2 separate regions of the Homo sapiens genome follow, and region 1 is linked to region 2. A link is an interaction called in ENCODE POLR2A ChIA-PET data of the cell type or tissue named here. Cell type or tissue: CD4-positive, alpha-beta T cell. All regions are shown on one strand. Links, peaks and the distances in the headings refer to the core of each region. The heading gives the core; the rest is flanking DNA. Region 1 overlaps ARHGEF6 (Rac/Cdc42 guanine nucleotide exchange factor 6). Region 2 has its middle 30 kb from the start of LINC00892.

Evidence for each region. ChIA-PET counts read pairs that join two places held together with the same protein. Peaks named below come from ENCODE experiments on the same cell type or tissue, not always from the same donor. Only the 100,000 strongest peaks of a DNase experiment are listed, where the experiment ranks them.
Region 1: POLR2A ChIA-PET joins it to region 2 with 6 read pairs; 3 of 35 experiments call an interaction of 5 or more read pairs at or near these places.

Annotation. Positions count from the first base shown.
Region 1 is chrX:136,704,481-136,716,376 of GRCh38, reverse strand. It overlaps ARHGEF6 (Rac/Cdc42 guanine nucleotide exchange factor 6), which reads left to right. Exons shown (of 22, transcript NM_004840.3): 7 at 3,007-3,101; 8 at 7,607-7,702; 9 at 9,347-9,469. Among named protein-coding and RNA genes, the nearest start is that of CD40LG, 62 kb to the right of the region's middle. In CD4-positive, alpha-beta T cell, for the core only: no CTCF peak of the experiment used is centred there; DNase peaks (open chromatin) are centred at 5,026 and 5,846; H3K27ac peaks cover 869 bases.
Region 2 is chrX:136,603,799-136,615,694 of GRCh38, reverse strand. No RefSeq gene overlaps it. Among named protein-coding and RNA genes, the nearest start is that of LINC00892, 30 kb to the left of the region's middle. In CD4-positive, alpha-beta T cell, for the core only: a CTCF peak has its summit at 6,986 (motif pointing left); a DNase peak (open chromatin) is centred at 6,954; H3K4me3 peaks cover 562 bases.

The sequences.
Region 1 (11,896 bases), core at 3,779-6,278, 100 kb before region 2:
GGACAGGATGGCTAGAAAGGGCTGGAGTTGGGTTATCTTCCTTCCCCCATGTGGAAGGCTAGAGCTGGCTGGAGTTGCTTATTGACCTTCCCCCATAACAGTTAGCATCTGATAAAAATTCAATAGGTTATGCTCAGGCCGGGCGCAGTGGCTCACGCCTGTAATCCCAGCACTTTGGGAGGCCAAGGCAGGCGGATCACCTGAGGTCAGGAGCTCGAAACCAGCTTGACCAACATGGTGAAACCCCCATCTCTACTAAAAATACAAAATTAGCTGGGCGTGATGGCGCATGCCTGTAATCCCAGCTACTAGGGAGGCTGAGGCAGGAGAATGGCTTGAACCCAGGAGGTGGAGGTTGTAGTGAGCCGAGATTGTGCCATTGCACTCCAGCTTGGGCAACAAAAGCGAAACTGCGTCTCAAAAAACAAAAACAGAAACAAACAAACAAAGCAAACAAACAAACAAAAAATAGGTTATGCTCTGGTAAAATAGTTTCTCCTGAGGGCAGACCTTGTTAAGAAGAATAGAGTGCTCTGGCATATTCAAAAAGGCAACTTTTTCCCTCCCTCTGCCTGAAGCATGAGGGTATTTTCCTCTAATCTTCACTGAGAGAAACTGGAGCTTAAACTCACAAAAGTGTGAGTGTGCTGTCCTAATATTGGGCCCCTGGAGTTCCTAACTCTCAGACTTGCCTGTACAGAGCCCCCAGAAGTTTGTCAATTACAGTGTAGGTTTTTCTGCCCTAGTGCTGGTTCCTGTGGAGGCTTCTGCTTGTGGACTTCTGCTCTGGTAATTTGTGATTCTCTTTATCTGCCTGTTTCTCCAATTTTTGGAGTAGCAGTTTTCCCTGTGACCTCTCTTTTCTGACAGATTTAAGAGAAAACGATGGTTTATTTCAGTTTGTTTAGCTATTTCCTTCCTGTTAGGATGGAGTAATGACTTCTAAGCTCCTTACATGTCAGACTGAAAAATGAAAGTCTTTTTTTTCTTTTTTAAAATAGGCATTTATAAGTATATAGTTTTCTTTAAGCACTGTTTAACTGCACCCCATGAGTTTTTGTATGTTGTGTTTTCATTTTCATTCATCTCAAAGTAGTTTCTAATTTCCATTCTCGCGCTTGGACTTTCTATAGAGGGGAATATTTCTATTCCATTACTGGGTTAATTTCCGAGAACATCAATACCTCCAGAACCCTGCATTTACACTTTTAGAGGGTAGTTTCTGAGGAATAGAGGAACTGAAAGTAGACATGAGTGGCTGGGTATAGGGGTTACAATTTAAGCCCGAGCTTTTGAAGCCATCCTGTGTTCTTCTAAGCCAGTGATTCTCAACTGGGGGCAATATTGCCTTTCAGGTGACATTTGGCAATGTCATGGCAATGATATGGGCATTCCATCACAACAAAGACTTATCTGGTTTGAAAGGTTAATAATGTTGCTATTGAGAAACCCTTTTTTAACCCTTTAAATTGGTAGGTCTGTTTCCCACTTACCCAGCACCTATCTGTACAGTGTGTCACTACATCTTCATAATGGTCCCCCAGGTAGGTGCAATATCATAATCTGAGATGATGTAAGCAAAGTTTTAAACTGAAGCAACCTCTCAGTCAGCAGCAGAGTCAGGACTACCACCCTGCACTCCAGTGGTTTCCCAGAGAACCCACGGTTACCAGGATCTCCACTTGTTTTGACCATTCCACCTTTCAAAAGCAGATCATCATGCATTGTCTTGTGAGTATATGGCTGGCATATTGGTAGGCTAATACACTTCTCCTAGTTAAGGACACTTCACTCTGTCTTGTAACTCTCTGTTTAATGTCTCTGCAAATACAGTATAAACTCCCTGTGGGCAGCACGGCAGTTGGCAGAATAGGCACTCAGTCGATTTTGTTGAATGAATTAGAATATATGAAAGAAAATATACCAGAATGTTAACTGGGTTGTCCCTAAGAGCTTAAATGAAGGTTTTTAAAATTATTATTATACTTTAAGTTCTAGGGTACATGTGCACAATGTGCAGGCTCGTTCCATAGGTATACATGTGCCATGCTGGCCCACTGCACCCATCAACCCGTCATTTACATTAGGTATTAAATGAAGGTTTTACCTGTCACTAGAAGAGGCTTGGAAATGGGTTGTGACATGACCCTAGAACTGGTAGGGGAAGAGAAATTGTGATCCCCCATATTGGTTGTTTTGCCTATAGGATTCTAATTACATTAATAATAATAATGATAATTTTTATTTCTCTTGTTAAATTCCTCACACTTCAGCCTACTTTGTTCTTTGAATTGTTTATGGTAGCACCTTTTGCCTTTAAGAAAAGACTAGTTTTAACTCTGCTTAAAAATTCACTGTATCCTCAGATTTTGTTCCCCAAAGGTCTTATCACAAACATAACTTAAACAAAAATCTCTTGTGATGTTTGTTATCACAGTGATCCTTAAATTATACTGACATTAAGTCTCTATGTCTAAGGTAGCTGGCCTCAATTTTCTCCTCCATAAAAGAGGAATAATGATTCTTTGTTAACTAACTGAGAACTTCCTGAGGATAAAATCATTTACAGCACATGAAAACATTTTAAACAGTACTGTGGGGTTTGATGTGGTCTCACATCTGTAATCCCAGCACTTTGGAAGGCTGAAGCAAGAGGATTGCTCCAGACCAGGAGTTTGAGACCACCCTGGGCAACATAGAGAGATCCTGTCTCTACAAGAAATAAATAACCAAGCAGTACTGTGTAAATCGCAAGGCCCCTTCAGTTATGGGCAACTGAAAAATTGTATTCATATGAATTGTGCAATATAACCAGTTGTCATGCAATAATTAAAGTAGTTTGCTAGATTGAAAGAAAATGCATTCAGATTTTGTGTTCCTTGCTTGCAATGGTAGCCTGAGTAAATAGGACCTTTTTTCTTCCTAGTAATTTGGTTAAAAGATCAAAGCTACATTTTGCCTTAGACTATCGTGATGATTATAATACATTGACTTTTTTTTCCATAGGTGTTACAGAACATCCTGGACACTGAAAAAGAATATGCTAAAGAACTTCAGTCTCTTCTTGTTACTTACTTAAGACCCCTGCAGTCCAATAACAAGTAAGATGTTTATTTTAAATCCCTCACTAAGTAAAGCAACATAATGTCAACATATGGAATCATTATTCTTATGTCACTGAATAATTGATTTTGCCCTTTAGAAGAATTTCCACAGATCACAGGTTGCCAAGAACATGGTCAGGGCAACAGAAATTATGCAAGATATTGCTTTTGGAGAGCTTGGCTTTCTTTCTCTTCTGGCTGTGAAAGGAATGAGCAGATCTGTGTTTCTTCCTGTCACAATTTTTATCTTGTACATTAAAAAAAAAAAAAGTGATGTGCTTGGTTTTACCTTACAGGAAAAGAAGTCCCTGGTGCTTTTATTCAGAAAGCACATAAACTGGAAATTCTCATGCTCACTCTGACCTTTGTTTGCCAGGGCAGAACTTCTTTCCCATGCTCTGAGAATGGAAAGAGTATGGCATTTTGTGAATGCTTGTAAGAGCTATTCAAGCCATTATTTCACCCAGGCAAATGTGAATGATAAAGAGATGCTAAAGTGTTTTTAAAGACAAAATGTTCAAACCTTACTCTGGTCTTAGAAATCTGAAGTGATTGTGTAAAGCCTGAATTGAAAGAATTGAAAGCTTTAGTTTTCATGAAAGAAAAGTAGTGACCATTTTTTTTTTATCCTTGTAGGCACAGCATATTTAACAAATAGTGGTGAACTGCATTTATTTGTTTTTATTTTAATTAATTAAATTTCACTAGAGATCATGATCATATAGAAAATTTACCAGTCAGCCCATATAATGCAGAAAAAACCCCTCTCTTTTTACCTTGGAAAGAGTTTACTATTGCTAAACAGTTGTCTAAACTATCAGCTTCAAACTTAAATAAGTTAATATATTTGAGAAATTTGGCCGGGTGTGATGGCTGAAAAGCCTGTAATCCCAGCACTTTGGGAGGCTGAGGCGGGCAGATCGCTTGAGGTCAGGAGTCCAAGACCAGCCTGGCCAACATGGTGAAACCTTGTTTCTACTAAAAATACAAAAGCAAATTAGCCGGGCGTGGTAGTGCAAGCCTGTAATCCCAACTACTTGGGAGGCTGAGGCAGGAGAATCGCTTGAGCCTGGGAGGCGGAGGCTGCAGTGAGCCAAAATCACATCACTGCATTCCAGCTTGGGAGACAGAGCAAGACTCCATGTGAAAACAAACAAACAAACAACAACAACAACAACAAAACCAAGCAAACAAAAGAAAAAGAAAAGAAAAAATATTGTGAGAAAAATTCTCCCCTTTTCCAAATTATACTTGTTTAGTTATAATGCCTTTGTTCTTGCTAAATTTCCCACTTGTTTATTCTCCTGGCACTATGGAAATCTACTTCAGTATGAAAAAATTTTCTATTCCTGTGTTGTAAGAGTTTAAACATGATCAACAACAAAGTGTTTTTTGGGCCAGGTGCAGTGGCTGGCTGGGCACGTTGGCTGACGCCTGTAATCCCAGCACTGTGGGAGGCCGAGGCGGGTGGATCACTTGAGGCCAGGAGTTCAAGACCAATCTGGGCAACATGGCGAAACCCCATCTCTACTAAAAATACAAATTAGCTCGGCTTGGTGGTGCGCACCTGTAGTCCCAGCTACTTAAGAGGCTGAGGCAGGAGAATCGCTTGAACTCGGTAGGCGGAGGTTGCAGTGCGCCAAGTTCATGCCACTGTACTCCAGCCTGGGGGACAGAGTGAGACTCCATCTCAAAAAAACAAAACAAAACAAAACAAAAAACAAAGTATTTTTTGTTATTATCATGTGAAATATGAAGTGTTCTGTGAATCATATTTCTTAGAGCTGAAGTAAATCTGTAAATCATTGGGTCTAGTATCCTGGGAGAAATGACTATCTCTATTAAATAGAGAAGAAGCTGAAGTCCAGACAGGTTTACTGCCTTGCCCATCCCACAGCCAGTACATGGCCAGGCTGGAGCCACTGTGCCCCCTGCTGCCAAGTGAAACATGCTTTCTGTTTTCTGGAAGTGACAGGCAGAGGAGATGGAAACTGAAGTGGTAACTCTGGGAGGGGAGACGGTAAGATTTTAAATGAAGGAGAGGGACTGATTAGTGATCAAGAAACAATAAGAGGATTTAATGAGTTCTTTTCCTTTGGCTAAATACTCAGTAGTGAGATTGCTGGATGGAATGGTAGATCTACTTTTAGCTTTGAGAAAACTCTGTAGTGCTTTCCAAAGAGGCTGTACTAATGTTAGTACTAATGTACTAACATTCCCACCAGCAGTGTGTAAGTGTTCCCTTTTCACCACATCCACACCAACATCTATTATTTTTTACTTTTTAATAATGGCCATTCTGGCTGGGCGGAGGTGGTATCTCATGGTTTTAATTTGCATTTCTCTGATGATTAGTGATACTGAGCATTTCTTCATATGTTGGTTGGCCATTTGTAAGTCTTCTTTTAAGAAGTGTGTGTTCATGTCATTTGCCTGCTTTTTGATGGGATTATTTGTTTTTTTTTCTTACTGGTTTGTTTGAGTTCCTTGGAAAAGAGTCAGGGCCAAGGAGGTGAGAGACCTGAGTCAGACCTGTACTGTTCCTAAATGAATTCAGAATGCAGTGATAGTAAGTTTCCATTACTTCTCACTATCTTGTCGGCCCCAAAGTGATTTGAGCAAACCAGACTGACTATTATCTGATCGTGAAGGGGCCAGATAAGCCCCCAGTCAAGTTCAGGTAAGGCCCCAACTTAAGTTCTCACTGCTCTGAGAGAGCAACAACCAGGGAAGTTGGTTGGCTAAAGGTTTCACTTTAGAATAGGGGTTTTCCAGCTTGTGATTCAGGATGGCATTACAGCAGAGGAACTGGCAGTTTTTTATTCTCTCAGAGTTACTGGTAATGTTTGTTTTGGTCTTCTTCCCTTTCTTTCTTAGTCAGCAAAAAAATATTCTCTTGGGAATACTCCCCTGGTATTCTATATATATATATATATATATATGTATAATATATAATATATATATTATATAGCATATACAATACACTCCACCCCCAGGCTGGAGTGCAGTGGTGAGATCTCGGCTCACTGCAACCTCTGCTTCCCAGGTTCAAGCGATTCTCCTGCCTCAGCCTCCTGAGTAGCTGAGACTACAGGCATGTGCCACCACGCATGGCAATTTTGTATTTTTAGTAGCGATGGGATTTCGCCATGTTGGCCAGGCTGGTCTTGAACTGCTGACCTCAAGTGATCTGCCTGCCTTAGCCTCCCAAAGTGCTGGGATTTCAGGCGTGAGCCACCACACCCGGCCTAGTGTTACTATACACTTAAGGAGAAGAACATGTGGCAGACATGGGCTTTTTTATTTTTTGACAGAGTCTTACTCCATCACCCAGCCTGGAGTGCAGTGGCACGATCTCAGCTCACTGCAACTTCCGCCTCCCAGGTTCAAGCAATTCTTCTGCCTCAGCCTCCCGAGTAGCTGGAATTACAGGCGACTGCCACCACACTCGGCTAATTCTTTGTATTTTTAGTACAGACGGGGTTTCACCATGTCGGCCAGGCTGGTTTTGAACTCCTGGGTTCAAGTGATCCACCCGCCTCGGCCTCCCAGAGTGCTGGGATTACAGGCATGAACCACCACGCCCAGCCCAACCTTGGCTTTTTAAACAAATCTTCAGAAACGTTTTCTCCCAAAAAGTGGTTAAGAGCATGGACTCTGCAGCTAGAATGTTTTGGTTCAATTTCTGTCTTTGGCATTTCCTGGCTTTGTACCTTTGGATGATTTGCTTAACCTCTCTATGCCTGGGTTTCCCCACCTGTAAAATGGAAACAGCACTGGCATAATACCTACCTTAAAGAGTTATTGTAAGGTTAAAATAAGGTTTTAATTGTAAAATGCTTGTGTAAGTGTTCAGTGCTCTATGAGTGTTGACTCTTGTTATTATTATCACTTACTGTTTGGTAGGGGAGGAATGGATAAGAACATTCTTCATACAGAGGCCCTGGATAAAGTGGTTCAGTTTGCCTTTATTTGACTTCACTCTACTCCAGAAACAAACAAATCAATACTATTTTTTTCCTCCTACTTCATCTCATAAAGATTTCCTTTAATTGATGTATGAGCATTTTAGTTTAGGAGAAAGTTGATTTTGCTATTTTTTCTTGTGTATTATATGAGCATATATAATATCTTTCAATTACTGTTCCAGTTCATCCAGAGGAAGGTACTCAAGAGTTTTTTACACTTATTCACAGCTATGATGTATTTTTATCTATTTGTATACTTCAGTATTAAGCACTTGTTTTAATTTACCTGTTGCTTTATAAAATACCTAATTGTCCCTTACGACCACTCCATTTCTTTAGGATCATTATTCTTATTATATAAAAGAAAATCAAGGGGAGAAGCTTAAGAAGCTGCCTAAGACAATAGAGTTGTTATAAATTAAAAAGCAAAAGTTAAAATATAGGTATTACCTCCCTTTTATTTACCATATATTAGCAAACTATTAGCCAACTAGACTACAATAGATAACTACATGTACTGTATTTTTTTTTCAGTCTGAGTACTGTGGAGGTTACATCTTTACTGGGAAACTTCGAGGAAGTATGCACATTTCAACAGACACTCTGCCAAGCCTTGGAAGAATGTTCAAAGTAAGTGTGGCATATTTCTGATAGGATAGCCAGCAACATTGCTGTTTGTGTTTTGTTTTCCTTTTACCTGTTGCCTTTGATAAGGACACTTCATAGTTAAGTATTTGTTACAGCTCTGAACAAAGTAGCAATACATAGACAGTGTACTAGGTGGCAGTGTTCACAGTGTCAAACCACTAGTTGTATATTAGAAGTCTATATCTTGTAAATTACTTTTGACTTTATTTAAAAAATACATCAGTTTGCTGTTTCTGGTCAGTATAAGAGACACATAAGGTCTTTTTTTTTTTTTTAATGTTCCTTAAAGTTCTGGGATAAATGTGCTGAACGTGCAGGTTTGTTACATAGGTATACATGCGCCATGGTGGTTTGCTGCACCTATCAACCCGTCATCCAGGATTTAAGCCCTGCATGCATTAGGTATTTGTCCTAATGCTCTCCCTCCCCTTTCACCCCACTCCCCGACAGGCCCCAGTGTGTGATGGTCCCCTCCCTGGAGACACATGAGGTCTTAATTGACCATGAATGACACCTCTGGCACTGATTACATATTTTCTTTTGTACATTGCAAATTACTTGGAAAAGTCATTCAAATGATTCATTCAGTTTCACAGATTTGGTGTCTTTGAATTGCTCCTGATACTATGTCTATTATATTAAGAGTTGAAACACACAGAAAGTGGGGGAAGGAAAAGTATATCTTTATGTGAACCAACACATTTTTGATGGCTAGCTAGATTGTCCAGATGTTTAACTTCATACTACAGTGAACTATAATGATCATCAGGCAATATGTCTCTATAGAAAGACTAATTTTTCAAGCAGCGTATCTTAAAGAAGTTGGCAGCTTTCATCTCTCTAGGGAAATTGAGGTGATTACCTGTTATTTAAGCTTAATAGGACACAGGTGGTTGTCCAGGAAGAACGATGGAGAGGGCCCACACTAAAGGGACTTGAGGGGCCAAGAGGGATCTAGATTATTGATATGCAAAGATGTTCACTAAGCGAGAAGGGCAGATTACAAACTAGATTCATAATCCTTATGTTTTCCATTTTATAGAGAAACATGTAGAAAAAAGCCCAAGAAACATGTCAACATTTTTAGAGTCAGTATCTCCAAATGGTGGGAGTCTGAGAAATTCATTTTTCTTATTACACTTTTCTGATTTTTCTACAAATGAAGACAGGTGGCTTATAATTTAAAACATTAATTTAAAAACTTTTGAGGCCACCCTGCGTAGCAAACACCAGGCCTCCAAGATTACATAATATTCTTTTGTGGTATGTCATTTTTGGATTTGATTAGTTTTGTCTGTACTCAAACTTTAGATAAATTAACCAAGAATATTTTTAGTGTACCCAGCTAAATTTGAAAATAATCATCTTAAAAACAAACAAGCAACCATACCTACTAATTCCAAGTAAGTATCTGACCCTATGTATTACAACTGTGTTTGGTGGCTAGAGTTTAAAGCAGTGGGCAAGAATTTGAGTTTCATGGGTAAAATGGTTATAATATAGTTTCTCTTTTAACCTTGGCAAAATATTCAGAAGGCTTTCATGCTGCCAGGTTTAATTGGAATAATCTTCCTTTGCCTCCTGTTTCCTATTTTACATTCTGTGTTTTGTCCATTTTGTTTACAGGTTTCCAGAAAACCAGCACAAAGTAGGAGGTTGTCTACTGAGTCTCATGCCTCATTTTAAATCTATGTATCTGGCTTACTGTGCAAACCATCCTTCAGCTGTAAATGTGCTCACTCAGCACAGGTAAATAGTTAACATTTCCCCAACTTTTGCAATGAGATCCTTTCTTAGGACCACGTCATTTGGAAATCCAAGGTCTTCAGTTGGACTCTTGATTATCCCTGTTCATGATGCCAGGAATTGATTCATTGTTACATGGATTGATTGTCCATTAATCCAATGAATAAATTCTTGAGCACCTACTATGTGCAAGGCCCTGTACCAGCTGATGGGGATACAGGAATGAACAAGGAGGAGGAGGTCCTTCCCCTCATTGAGCACAGAATCTTGAGGGAAATGCAGATATTAAATTAAATGTTGTAAACGTGTCATATTATGAAACAGTAAATTAAAAGGGTTCTGTGAGATAACATTAACATGATATCAACTTAGTGGGATGTGAAGAAAGGGTCAGGGAGGGCTTTCCTGAAGCAAAATTCTATTTCGAGCCTATCATTTAGCTTTCCCCTACCCCAATGAATGTTTTTTCTGAGTTGCTGACACATAGCTAAACTGTGTAGCTTCATCTCTTTTTGCCTTCCCTAGTCTGCGTAGAGAAAGTTTTAGGCAATGATGTAGCTACAAAGCAGGTGTGAGCTGTGTGACAGATACTTTAAGCAAAGGGCTCTGATAATAATTATACATGAATATAAGTTGCTTCCGATTCATGATGAACAATAGAATAGTGTCTCCTTTAAGAATACGAGTCCTTGCAAGGGACCTAGATAAGTGTTACACCTCTCCTGCCATCCTTAGCTTCTGACTACCCACCCCTGACACATTCACTGACACATTCATCTGGGCCAGAAAACTGTAGGACAGGCTTAGTGACAGAATTTTACCTTTGAAGTCATATGCTGGAAATCCAGGTGGGACAAAAGCAAGTCCAACATATAGAGACTCTTGACTTAACTTGGAGACTAAGATGCAGAATGGACATGGATTCTGGAAGCTGTTCAAGACTGAAAATAATATTCTCTTAATCTGACCTAGATTTGAGCTCCCAGAGCTAGGCTAGAACATTAGTTGACACGAGCCTCCAGAAATGACAGAAATTTTGGTTCTTGTCCTGGTTTATTAAGGTGCAATATTTATTGGCTTTACAAAGATGTTATGTAAGGACATTTTAAAGGTTGAACGCAGTAAGTCCTGCTTGAAGGTCAATTTTATTCCTCTGATAAATTTTGAACTCTTATGGAATAGCAAATATGGAAATTGGAGTTTAAAGAAAGAGAGGTCATGAACCTGGCATTTTTAGGCAAGTGGCTCAACTGCTTATAGCTAACATTAGCTAGTAATAGCACTGACGATGTGCCAGGCACATGATGTAAAAGCCTATGAGGGAGTTATTATTATTACCATCTCTGCTTTACAGATAAGACATTGGAAGGCTTAGGTTAAGTAATGTGCCCAAGAACTCATAGATCTTAAGTGGTTGAGCCAGAATCCAGGTCTGTCAGACTTCTAAAAAATATTTTTATTAAGACATATATTTTATCCACAGAAAGAATAATGTAAATGCAAATTTAAAGGATCACAATAAAATGAGCACCTGTGTATCTACCACCTGGCTTAAGCAATAGAAAGTTACCCTTTTCTTTTCTCCCTCCCCTCCCCTCCTCTTCCCTTCCTTTTTTTTTTGACAGAGTCTTGCTCTGTCACCGAGGCTGGAGCACAACTGCAACCTCTGCCTCCCAGATTCAAGCGATTCTCCTGCCTCAGCCTCCAGAGTACCTGGGATTACAGGCACGCACCACCACGACCAGCTAATTTTTGTAGAGATGGGGTTTCACCATGTTGGCCAGGCTGATCTCGAACTCCTGACCTCAAATGATCCGCCCACCTTGGCTTCACTTGACGGAGCAAGACTCTGCCTCAGACAAAAAACAAAACAAAAACAAAACAACAACAGCAACAACAACAAAACAAAGTCACTGCACCAATTTATTTTCTCACTATCTGTGTATGAGGGTTTCATTTTCTCCACACCCTCACCAAACATTTGTTATTGTCAGTCTTTTTGATTATAGACATATTAGTGGATATGAAGTGGTTTCTCATGGTGAGATTGATATGCATTTTCCTCAGGAATAATGATATTGAGCATCTGATATGGTTTGGTTCTATGTCCCCACCCAAATCTCATCTTGAATTGTCAACCCTACATGTCGAGGGAGGGACCAGGTGGGAGGTGACTGGATCATGGGGGTGGTTTTCCCCAAGCTGTTCTTATGATAGTGAGTTCTCACGAGATCTGAAGGTTTTATAAGGGGCTCTTCCCCCGTCGCTCTTGCTCTCTTTCCTGCCACCTTGTGAAGGAAGTACTTGCCTTTCCTTCTCCTTCCACCATGATTGTAAGTTTCCTGAGGCCTCCCCAGCCATGTGGAATGGTGAGTCAATTAAACCTCCTTTGTTTATAAATTACCCAGTCTCAGATAGTATCTTTATAGC
Region 2 (11,896 bases), core at 5,610-8,109:
ACGTGCAAAATGGCTTTTGCCTTTGTGTTGTGCAACAGAAAAACATGAAAGAATTTATCCTTACACCAAGGTCCTTTGTGAGCATGCCCAGTTCCTAGCCTTGCTCTCCCCTGTTGAAGGCTGTGGGGCCCTCCTTCTCAATAAGGCCTCCATTTTCAAGGTGGGAATTACTACCTTCCTTTAGGGCAGGAGTGTCCCATCTTCCACATTGGAGGAAGAAAAGTTGTCTTGGGCCATACATAAAATACACTAACACTAACGATAGCTGATAAACTTTTAAAAAAATTATGAAACAAAATCTCATAATGTTTTAAGAAAGTTTATGAATTTGCGTTGGGCCACATTCAAAGCTGTCCTGGGCCACATGCGGCCTGTAGGCCATGGGTTGGACAAGCTTGCTTTAGGGAAATCACACTGCATCATAGCAACCTTTGAGCACTTGCTATATGCCAGGCACTGCTCTAAGTACTTGATCAGTATTAACTACTGTATCTCATTGATTCTGAAATAAATGCATCTATTTCACATTTTAACTTTTTTTTTTTGAGACGGAGTCTCACTCTGTCTCTCAGGCTGGAGTGCAGTGGCACGATCTCGGCTCATGGCAACCTCCACCTTCCAAGTTCAAGCGATTCTCATGGCTCAGCCTCCCAGGTAGCTGGGATTACAGGCACACACCACCACACCCACCACACCACACCACAAAATAATTTTTGTATTATTAGTAGAGACAGAGTTTCACCATGTTGGCCAGGCTGGTCTCGAACTCCTAACCTCAAGTGATCCGCCTGCCTCGTCCTCCCAAAGTGCTGGCATTACAGGTGTGAGTCACCACGCCTGGCCCACGTTTTAACATTTCTGAAACCAGGATGTGTCTCAAAATCAGTGGCATATAGAGTTTAAGGAGCAACTTGTTATTTTCTTTCTTAGTGGTACATAAAATAATGGTTTATCTTATAATTGGTGATGCCTTAGAATCAATGAGATGTAGCAATTTAATTGTCACAATGACTCCATCATGTAAGGACTATTTTTATCAACATTTTACAGATGATGGAATTGAGGCTCAGGGAGCTTACACAGCTAGTAACCTCAAGATTGCTCAAGGTCACACAGTTAGTAAATGGTAGATTTGAACCTAGGCAGCCTGACTCGAGAGCTCATACCCTTAGGAGATGATCTGCTTCTCCTGGATTAATACCTCTCATGGGTCCCCATTAGTTATCAAGGATGGTCCAGTCTGATTCATACTGGAAAGGAGAGAAATTTTTTCCAAAGCTTCACAAAACCTGCCCAGCTAGCCCTCTCGAGCTCTGCTTCCCCTTTCAGACTGTGCCCAAAGGGGCAAGGGAGAAGAGCATTCCAGAGGCATAAAAAGTAGGCCTATCCCAGAGTCACCAACCCCAAAAACTAGCAGAAGAAATGGAAAGCATTTTCTTTATTTTGGAGGCCAGGTCAAATTCCAAGGACTGGCTCTCTCCTGCAATCTCTGGGAATGGAGGCTGAATGAGGATTTTTCTGTCCTAGCAACCCTGACATAGAGAGATGAGGGGACAGGCAGTGGCTATCATTCCAGTTACATGTATTTGTCATATAATGCATTGTGTCTTGTCTATTAAATGTGTGTTTTTCATCTGTTCATTCTCCATGAGCCTGTGACGGAAAGAAGGAACTTTAACACCAGAAGCAGAGATTTATGTCTCTCACACTGTGTCTGTATCACACAAACAAAAAACCAGAATACTTCTAAGTAGGGATGGCCCATCCCAGCCCCACTTTCTAAAAATTGGAAAGAAGCAGCTATTTCAACAGCTTATGAAATAATTCATGAGTTTGGGAGCAGTCTAATCTAAGAGTTGGAAATGCTGCAAAATATGCATTTTGTGTTCTTCCTTTTGCTACGCAGACCTTTGTAAAACAAGAAAAAGCAAACAGGAATAAACGTAATACTATACCTGACATAAGGATAATGGAACTTCATTCTTAATATTAAATGGGCGTTATGGGATATCTTTTGAGAAGGAACAGTTCACTGTTCTCGTGTGTAAATGTTTTGTGTTCTGTGTCATATTTCATATAAAAATGTAAATATATATTGCTCTATCTTGTTATATTTTGCAGTTTTTAGTATTAAAGTGATCTAATTTCTTATTTTTAGGTGCAACAAGAAGTTGCCCAATGGAAGTAGGCAAGATTTATTATTAATTTTTATTGTGTATGTTTAAGGTACTCAACATCATGTTTTGATACACTTAACTTGATTTAATTTCTCTATTTAAAAATTCTTGGCCAGACACAGTGGCTCATGCCTGTAATCCCAGCACTTTGGGAGGCCAAAGCAGGCAGATTCCTTGAGGCCAGGAGTTCGACACCAGCCTGGCCAACGTGGTGAAACCCTGTCTCTATCAAAAATACAAAAATTAGCAGGGCATGGTGGCGCACACCTGTAATCCCAGCTACTTTGGAGGCTGAGGCAGGAGAATTGGTTGAACCCAGGAGGCAGAGGTTGCAGTAGCGGAGATTGCACCTCTGCACTCCAGCCTGGGTGACAGAGTGAGACCCTTCCCCTCCCCCCCCGCCCCCCAACACACACACACACACAATTCTGTAATAAAGACTAAATCAGCATATGAATCACATCCTGGTCATATTTGTAAGCAACAACTAATTGTGAAAACTATGTTTTGCTTTCTGCTATCTGCATGTGCTATCCATGGGTACCTGCTGGTGTGTTCGCAATAGATTATAATTTTAAAGTATTTAATGGCTGAATAAATTCGAAAACTCCTAACAGACATGCCGAACTTTTAAACTGAGAGCTGAGTAATATAAATTAGGCTTGCCAGGCGCTGGGGCTCATGCCTGTAATCCTAGCACTTTCGGAGGCCGAGGCAGGCAGATCACCTGTGGTCAGGCGTTTGAGACCAGCCTGACCAACATGGTGAAACCCCCGTCACTACTAAAAATACAAAAATTAGCCAGGCATGGTGGTGGGCGCCTGTAATCTCAGCTACTTGGGAGGCTGAGGCAGGATAATTGCTTGAACCTGGTAGGCGGAAGTTGCAGTGAGTCGAGATTGTGTCACTGCACTCCAGCTTGGGCGACAGAGCGAGTCTCCATCTCATAAATAAATAAGGCTTTCTGGGAGTCACTCTTGAAAAAGTTTGCCCTCTAGTTTTTTTTTCTTGCATGACACACCCCCTCTGTACAGGTCTTTTCCCTGTTTTTCTTTTATGCTATTAGTTGTAGAAACACTGCTCTGCTTACCTTTATAAATGCTATGAGATAATAGCTATCCTGAATGAAGCTCTACAGATGCTGCTGTTGCAGTAGTGTCCCTCCGCCTTATCCATGGGGGATACGTTCCAAGACTCCTGGTGGATGCCTGAATCTGCAGACAGTACCATATACACTATGTTTTTTTCTATATATACATACCTATGATAAAGTTTAATTTATAAATTAGGCATAGTAAGAGACTAACAACAATAACTAACAAGAGAATAGAACAATTATAACAATATACTGTAATAAAAGTTATATGAATGTGATCTTTCTCTCTCAGAATATCTTTTTTTGTTTGCTTGTTGTTTTTTTTTTTTGACGGTGTCTCGCTTTGTCACCCAGGCTGGAGTGCAGTGGCACGATCTTGGGTCACTACAACCTCCGACTCCCAGGTTCCAGCTATTCTCCTGCCTCAGCCTCCCGAGTAGCTGGGATTACAGGCATGTGCCACCACGTCTGGCTAATTTTTGTATTTTTAGTAGAGACGGGATTTCACCATGTTGGCCAGGCTAGTTTCAAACTCCTGACCTCAGGAGATCCACCCGCCTCAGCCTCCCAAAATGCTGGGATGACAGGCATGAGCCACCGTGTCTGGCTGTCTCAGAATATCTTATTGTACTGTACCTCAGGTAATGGAAACCGCGGAAAGCGAAACTGCAGATAAGGGATGACCACTGTACATGGAAAATCACTCAGTCAGTAAAACAAGTTGAGCCATGCTCTGCCTTCCAAAATAGTTATGCCCTTCCTGCCACCCCTTGCCTAACACTGGCTGTTTTGACCTAAATATGATACTTCCCGCAGGCAAAAGCAATTGCTCTGTTAGGCTCCACCAACTCCTTGGCAAAATCTGATGCCATCATCCATGCATATATCCCCTTACACTGTCATTCTTCCTACTAGTGTGGGAGAATCGTGAGCTCTGGCATGGAATTTCACTACGATGCTTGACTATCTTTTGCTGGGATTTGTACCTCTTTCTATTTCATGAGTTATCTTATGCCCAGGCAAAGCTTATTGGAAGCTAGAGAGTGTCTAATATTTTTCTTTTACTTAAACATTTCTCAGTAGTCCTAGGAAAGTCTTTTTGCAGTTCTGCCTCTGAAATTTTGAGAGATGTGAATTTTTATATACACACAGATCTGTGCAATCATCACCACAGCCAACTTTAGAAAATTTCCATGACCTCAAAAGAAACTGTGTATCCTCTGGCTATCTCATTCTATCGCCAAGCCTCCCAGCTTAAGCAACTGCTAATCTTCTTCCTGTCTCTTTATGTTTCTCTATTCTGGACTTTCATATAAATGAAATCATATGTATAGGAACAGTGGTTCATGCCTCTAATCTCAGCACTTTGGGAGGCTGAGGTGGGTGGATCACTTGAGGTCAGAAGTTCAAGACCAACCTGGCCAACATAGTGAAACCCCGTCCTTACTAATATATATATATATATATATACACAAAATACAAAAATTAGCCAGCCAGCCAGGCGTAGTGTCATGCACCTGTAGTCCCAGCTACTTGGGAGGGTGAGGCATGAGACTCGCTTGAACCTAAAGGGTGGAGGTTGCAGTGAGCTGAGATTGTGCCACTGCACTCCAGCTTGAGTAACAGAGTGAAATTTCATCTCAATAAATAAATAAATAAATAAATAAATAAATAAGCAAATAAATAAATAAATAAAATAAATAATATAGTATGTGGTATTTTACGTCTTGCTGCTTTTGCATAGCATAATATTTTCAAGGTTCATCCATGCTGTAGCATGTATCAGTACTTCTTTCCTTTTTATGACTGAATAATATTCCATTGTATGAATAGACTGCATATTGTTTCAACAAAGAAACTTAAATGGAAACAATGGGGACCAGTGAACAGGGGCTAGGAAAGGCATCATCCTGATGGGGCTTAGGAGCTGAAAATTCTGGGAGTTTCTAAGACTAGATGGGACACATGAATATCACGCAGGATTTTCAAATACTGGTAGGTAGACAGAGCCCTTGGGTCTAGATTTTCACCAGACCAGTTTCCAGGCCTACTGTACTAGAGATGATTATAATTTCCCTGCCCACCCATAGGGGATCTGCTCATCACTCCTGGGACGCTAAATGTCTATAGAAACTGCCCCCGCTCCCAGTCTTGTCTGATTGCAGCAGGATTGGTGATCATCTGATCTGATGATGACCCCCTTTTAGGCAGGTTCATGCTCTATGTAGAACCTCTGTGGTCTGGAGCTTGGGAAATCGGATTTCTCTCTTGGGGGTATGGTATTGGAAGGCCAAGAGTCTGGGAGTCTGAAAGACTAATATACTGAAACTGAAAGGCTATAATACAGACATGGAGCTCGGTCAACCGTGAGGGGCCATGTATGGACAAAAGTTCTGAGGAGATCAGTCAGTAGAAAGAGGAGAATGGAGCAGGTATACTGTGAGGAGCAGAGACACCAAGAGAAATATCATGGGCCTCTGGAGAGAGAACCAGAAATTGTAGCTGCCTTGCTACCTGTTCCAGGTCCCACTATGGTGGCTGTCTTGGGAGTACCATGAGATCTTGGTCTCCTTACAATGACCTATGCCCCACCTTCCTGCCCCACCAACACCCACAGCTTGTTGTTGAACCAGCTCGAATGGGTCTCTGTTCCTTGAGTCCAAAGGAGCCCTGACTGAAGCCTATGCAGAATGGGTATAGAGTCAGGAGTTTGGAGTGCAGAGGGAGGCAAGTTGCAACAGTGGAAGTTCAGCAGGATGATGGACATTGGCCAAGCAGCACTGAGGCCAGCTGGCAGCATGGAGTGGGTGAAGGAAGAGGTGCCTGGGTAAAATAAAGAGGGGCAAAGGCTTCTTATGAACTTCCTGGCCAGAGCTAGATGTGTGTGTGTGCATCAACATGTGTGTGCACACGTGTGCATGTCTCAGTGTGGCAGGTTTTGGCAGGGAAGGGGATCTTACAGCAAAATCTTAACCCAAGGTGAGCTTTGCAGCAGATCCTGGAAGCAGAGTGGCACAAAAGATAGTCAGACTTGGCTGGCAGCAAGAGCACTGCCTTGCCCTTCTGCCTTCTGCCTCGTCTACATATCACGGTATCGTTCATCTAACCATTGGCTTATGTTGGCAAGGACAAAACCATCCTGCTTAGAAATGCCTCTGGTGAGGGCAGCTGTTATAGAATGAGAAGAACCTTGAGGAAATGGGTGAGGGAAAAGTGTCTAATGAACACATTTTTCTAGATTTTTCTTCTTCAAATATGCATTTATAGAGATGTACACAGACTACAGTCATGAACCTATGAAGGCTTCAAAACAATAACCCCAAACTCCTCAGCCAGTACCTGGGAAATTCTTAGCAACCTGAAGCAGAGGTCATTCTAGAGCCAACTGACACTGGTAAATTTGAATGCCTGGTTGACTGTCCGGAAGTTAGCTGTAGGAATCTCCTTGGGGTTCTCAAAGGCAGGGCAATGCCGTAGAATCCCATGAATCAAAGCATGCAGGAAGCCACAAAGAAGATTTTACAAATGTGAAGTAAGTCCGCAGCCACTGACGGCCAGGGGCCACACGGCGCTATATGTTAATTGCAGCCCTTTGCCCCATATTCACACCACTCTTCCTGGCATTCTGCCGGTGCCACGCCAGCATGTACTTGGGCTCTGGTGCACCCTAGCCTGGCAGAGGGAAGCAGAAGTTGAGGCAATCCTGCCACCTGCTGCCTGATATGTTCTGCTAAGCAGCTTCTTGGCTCTTTCAAGCTCTTTTACTTTTAATAATCCCTATTTTGGTATTTTTCTAATTACAAAGATGAGATATGTTTGCTATAAACTTTCAGCTAGTAGAGAAGCCTATGAAGTAAAAAGTGAAAGTTCTCCTTCCATAATTCCACTCCCCAGAGGTACCCACTATGACTAGTTCAGTGTGGTTACAGATCTTCTTCTATGTGTTTATATAACTATATATGATACAGTCAATCACTCACTCAAAATATTTAGCCTGATATGGTGGCTCGTGCCTGTAATCCCAGCTACTCAGGAAGCTGAGGCAGGAGAATCTCTTGAACCCAGGAGGCGGAAGTTGCAGTGAGCCGAGGTCGTGCCACTGCACTCCAGCCTGGGTGACAGAGGGAGACCCAGTTTCAAAAAAAAAAAAAAAAAAATCACAGTAAACAATTTATTGAAGGTATTGTGAGACAATTTGAGAAATATGAATTTTGGCTGTTTTTAACATTACTCATTTGATGTTAAATGTCTTCGTATGATAGTGACATTGTGCTTATGGTTCTTAGAAGATACATGCTGAAGTATTTAGGGTTGAAGTGCTGTTAAAATATGAGGACTAAACTCTGATTTTTTAATCTTACCCAAATTCCTATCTAAGGGGCCTGGGGAGTCATGGCCTACAAATAATAAATTCTCATCAGATGGGTTTTATTTAACCCTATATATTGTGACTTTCCAACCTGACTCTGGCATAACATTACGAGACAAGGAAGAAAATAAAAATATTTTACCCCGAAACAAGTTTCTTTGCCATATTTTGAAATGGCCCTGCAAAGCCATTCTTTGTGGGGGAAAATTTACATCTGTAAAGAAACTCTATTAACATAGCTAGATATTTTTCTTCCAGATCCTCCCAATCCAAAAGAGATTAAGATCTGAACAGGAAACATTTGTCATCTGTTGTCTCTAAGGGCAGCCACTATAAGACTTGAAAAGAACTTTGGTCTCCACAATCTTTACCTTAACCTGAACATTCCCTTTCTATGAATCCCAGGTCTTTAGACAAACTCAACCAATTAATTGTCAACCAGAAAATGTTTAGATTCACCTGTAGCCTAGAACGCCCCCCTCCACCCCCTGCCCTACTTTGAGTTGTCCCACCTTCCTGGACCAAACCAATATATTTCTTAAATATTTGATTGATGTCTCATGCCTCTCTAAAATGTATAAAACTAAGCTGTTCCCCAACCACCCTGGGCAGATGTTCTCAGGACCTCCTGAAGGATGTGTCACAGGCCACGGTCACTCATATTTGGCTCAGAATAAATCTCTTCAAATATTTTACAGAGTTTGACTCTTTCTGTCAACAAATGACAAATGTCTGCAACCTTTCAGTGTTCCAGAATTTACACACACACACACCACATGTATCCAGAGAGATAGAAGAAACGTGTCAAAATGTTAAAAGTTTTAAGTGAAATATAAATTTAAAATATATGTATAATTCTTGGAGCACCTGCATCAGAATTGTCTGGGATACTTCTTAAAAATACAAATTTCTGGCTCACTTCAGCTCTCTTTCTCTTTTTTCCACTTGCATATTATTATAAATACAGATTTTATCATTAACTCTTTAAAATGTCTTTTAAATTTACAAAAGTATCATAGTCATTGCAAAACAAAACAAAACAAAACAAAACAAAACAAAATCCTGAACAAACAACAAACAAACAAAACACCTCCTCAAACACACCTCCTCAAACAGTACAGGACCAAATGAAAACACCTCTGTCCCCTTACGCCACCCAGAAGTCACACCCACTGTCAATACTTCTTCTTCTTTTTTTTTGTATTTTGTAGAGATGGGTTTTTGCCATGTTGCTCAGACTGGTCTCGAACTCCTAAGCTCGAGGGATCTGCCCGCCTGGGCCTCCCAAAGTGTTGGGATTACTGGCGTGAGCCACCACACCTGGCCTATCAATAGCTTCTTGTGTTTTCTTATAGACTTTATTTGCTCATATATATGTATCTTTAGTTTTCTTTCCTTTTTTTTTAACGCAAATGGGATTGTAATACACATATTGTTCTGTGTCCCATTTTTTCACTTAATATCATATTTCAAAGATCTTCCCATGTGGATATATACAGATCTACTTCCTGCTTTTCACAGGATGTATACGCATCTGTTGAAGGATGCACTGTAACTTACTTATCCATTTCTCTATCGATAGACATTTGCATTGTTTTGCAAGCTCACATTTTGTAAGAAAAAGTTGTTCATGAAGCTACATTGTCCCTATACAACATATGACAGAAAAATACTGCCAAAGATGAGAAGGGTAGTAAAAACATATGTTTCTGTTTTATGTCTAATCAAAAGGAATGGAACAAGCCACACTCTTCCCTTAACTGCCATCATTATGTTCATTATAATGCCTGTACTTCAGGGGACACTGCAGGTCAATCTGAGTGAGGCCTGGGGCTCGTTTTTGAGTTTTGCTAGTTGCTTGACAGGGCAGGCTGGGTAGGGTGTGCAGAACGGGGACAGGCTATACAGATTTGTGTCGAAGAAAGAAAAATCTTTTCATTCAATGAAATAAACAATTACAAATCATCAACAACAAACACATCTTCTGAAGGCCTTCTTGTCTTTGGCTAATTTCTTCATGACTCCTACCCCAATAACTTGTCTGTTAACAGGCATGATATGGATTTGAAATATTTGTCAGTGCATTTTTTTCCCCCAGGAATTAATAGTAAGTTCTTCTCTTCTTTGGCCCCCTGGGGAAGTAAAGTGATTCATCTGATTGGTAAATTTGAAAAGAACCAATTAGACATGCTTAGTTCTAAAAAAAAATTACTGGTAAGCAACTAAATTTTGCCTCTACACCAGAACCCAAGCAAACCTAAGGATTTTGACGGTTGCCCTCATGTCATTCAGCGTTCTCTTTGAGATTCATAAGGGGAGAGGCTTTTCTATTGTCATGAAGCAAACTAAACAAATAATCCTGAACAGAAAGAAGGTGGTGCTCCAGACCATCGAAGGAGTTCAAATTTCCATCATGATGATTTTGATTTCTCATTACCCCTCCTTCACCTAGGACAAAGGCCTTTGATGTACTTCTTACCAGAAACACCAGTCTCTTTTTGGAGATTTCCATTTGGAAGATGAAATCAATGGCTTTGCTCTGTTCTAATGAAATCCATTATATGGACACTCATTTGCTCTTCTTCAGATTTCTGCTTTTAAATGTTTCACTGATTGTATGATTCCTGGGGTGAGAGACAGCACAGTGGAAATTAACAGCCACTAACTCAGGAGGCAGCATAGTATAGAGCCAAAAGCTCTGGCCCTAGCATCAAAAAGATCCAAGTTCAAAACCCAGTCATATCAAATGGATATGTCACTTAACCTCTCTCTGCCTAATTTTCTCCACATGTCAATTGGAGATAATGTATTATTGACTTTAAAGAATTGTGAGCATTTAATGTGATAAAAATAGGCTGAACTTTCTGAATTTCTCATTTCTGTAGGTGAAAACCAATCAAATTACAGCAATTTTGTATGGTTCAACCTATACATGTAAAGCACAGTGCACTTAGTAAACATTAGCAATGATTATTTGGGAGATATAGGTTCTGTATCCAGCCCCATGGACCAGCTGTATGACTTTAGGTCCTCTAGGTCCCAGAGATTTCATCAATCCATTAAGGATGTTGAACCACTCTGGGATCACTTTAAAGTTTTTTAATGCTTTTACTCTCTGTGTTTTCATTGAATGATGTCAGTTTTTCCCAATACACAGTGTGCATAAGCTCTTTGAGGGCAGAGATCTTTGTCTAGTGCATTGTTATCTCCTTAGTGCCTGAACAGTCAGTGCCTGGCACATAAGAGGGGCACATTTAGTGAGTGAGCAGATGACTAAATGCATAAATGAAGGCAAAATCAAGGCCAAATAGGAGGCAATTAGTTCTGATAATTTGAGTGCCTTTTTGCCTTTCCTCCCCCAAGGCTGTTGAGACCAAGTTGAGGTGAGGTATTCTAGATTGGCAGTCAACAGTGAGTACTGATTGTCTTCCAAAGATAATTACTTTTTCTCCACTTCATTTTTGTTTTTTTGAGGAGATAAATGGAGTTGCCACTTGTACAGAAGAGTTAGGTGCTCAATTTTTTCCCTGATTCAATAAGCATTTTAAAAGAAAAGATGAAAAAGTTGAAATGATGATTGAGTCACTGCACTGGAGAGATAAAGATGGCCTGCCATAAGTCTTTTGGAAAAATTTGTGGAAAAAAACCCACAGCATTTCCTATACAGATAGGAAAATAAATCAATGTGTTATCAAAATAATAGTGTTATCAAGAATCCAAGGTACATTTTAAAAACAGTTTAAATGCCATTTTAATAAAGTGCTGCAATTTTAGAAAGGTTATGAAACATTTTGAAAAGCATTCGGTTTCTACATTTCCTTAAGGTAGAAGGCTGATGTTGTAATATTGAATCCAAAATAAGAAATGAAGATTCTTGCTACAGTACAGATCCCCAAACCATTATTTAAGGTGTTTCGAGTCAATAAACTGTTACAAGATTAAATCTGACAGCTGCTTTAAAAAATATGACTACTGTTGATTTTTTTTAGCACAATACAAAATGTGGTCGAAAAATTTCTGATTGTGATAGATTTGAGGTTAAATATAATTATCTTAGAAATGAAATAGAAAAAAATATTCTGAATCTGTTATCTTACTGCAGCAGACTATCATTTCCCCTGTATCTTATTTCTTTCTATGAATAGCATGGGACAAAATAATTTCATCAATCCAGAGTGATTGAGATCAGATGTTACAATGGTGAGGTGGACAGAGGAGGGAGACCAGAGAGGGACAAGGACCTATCTATCTCCT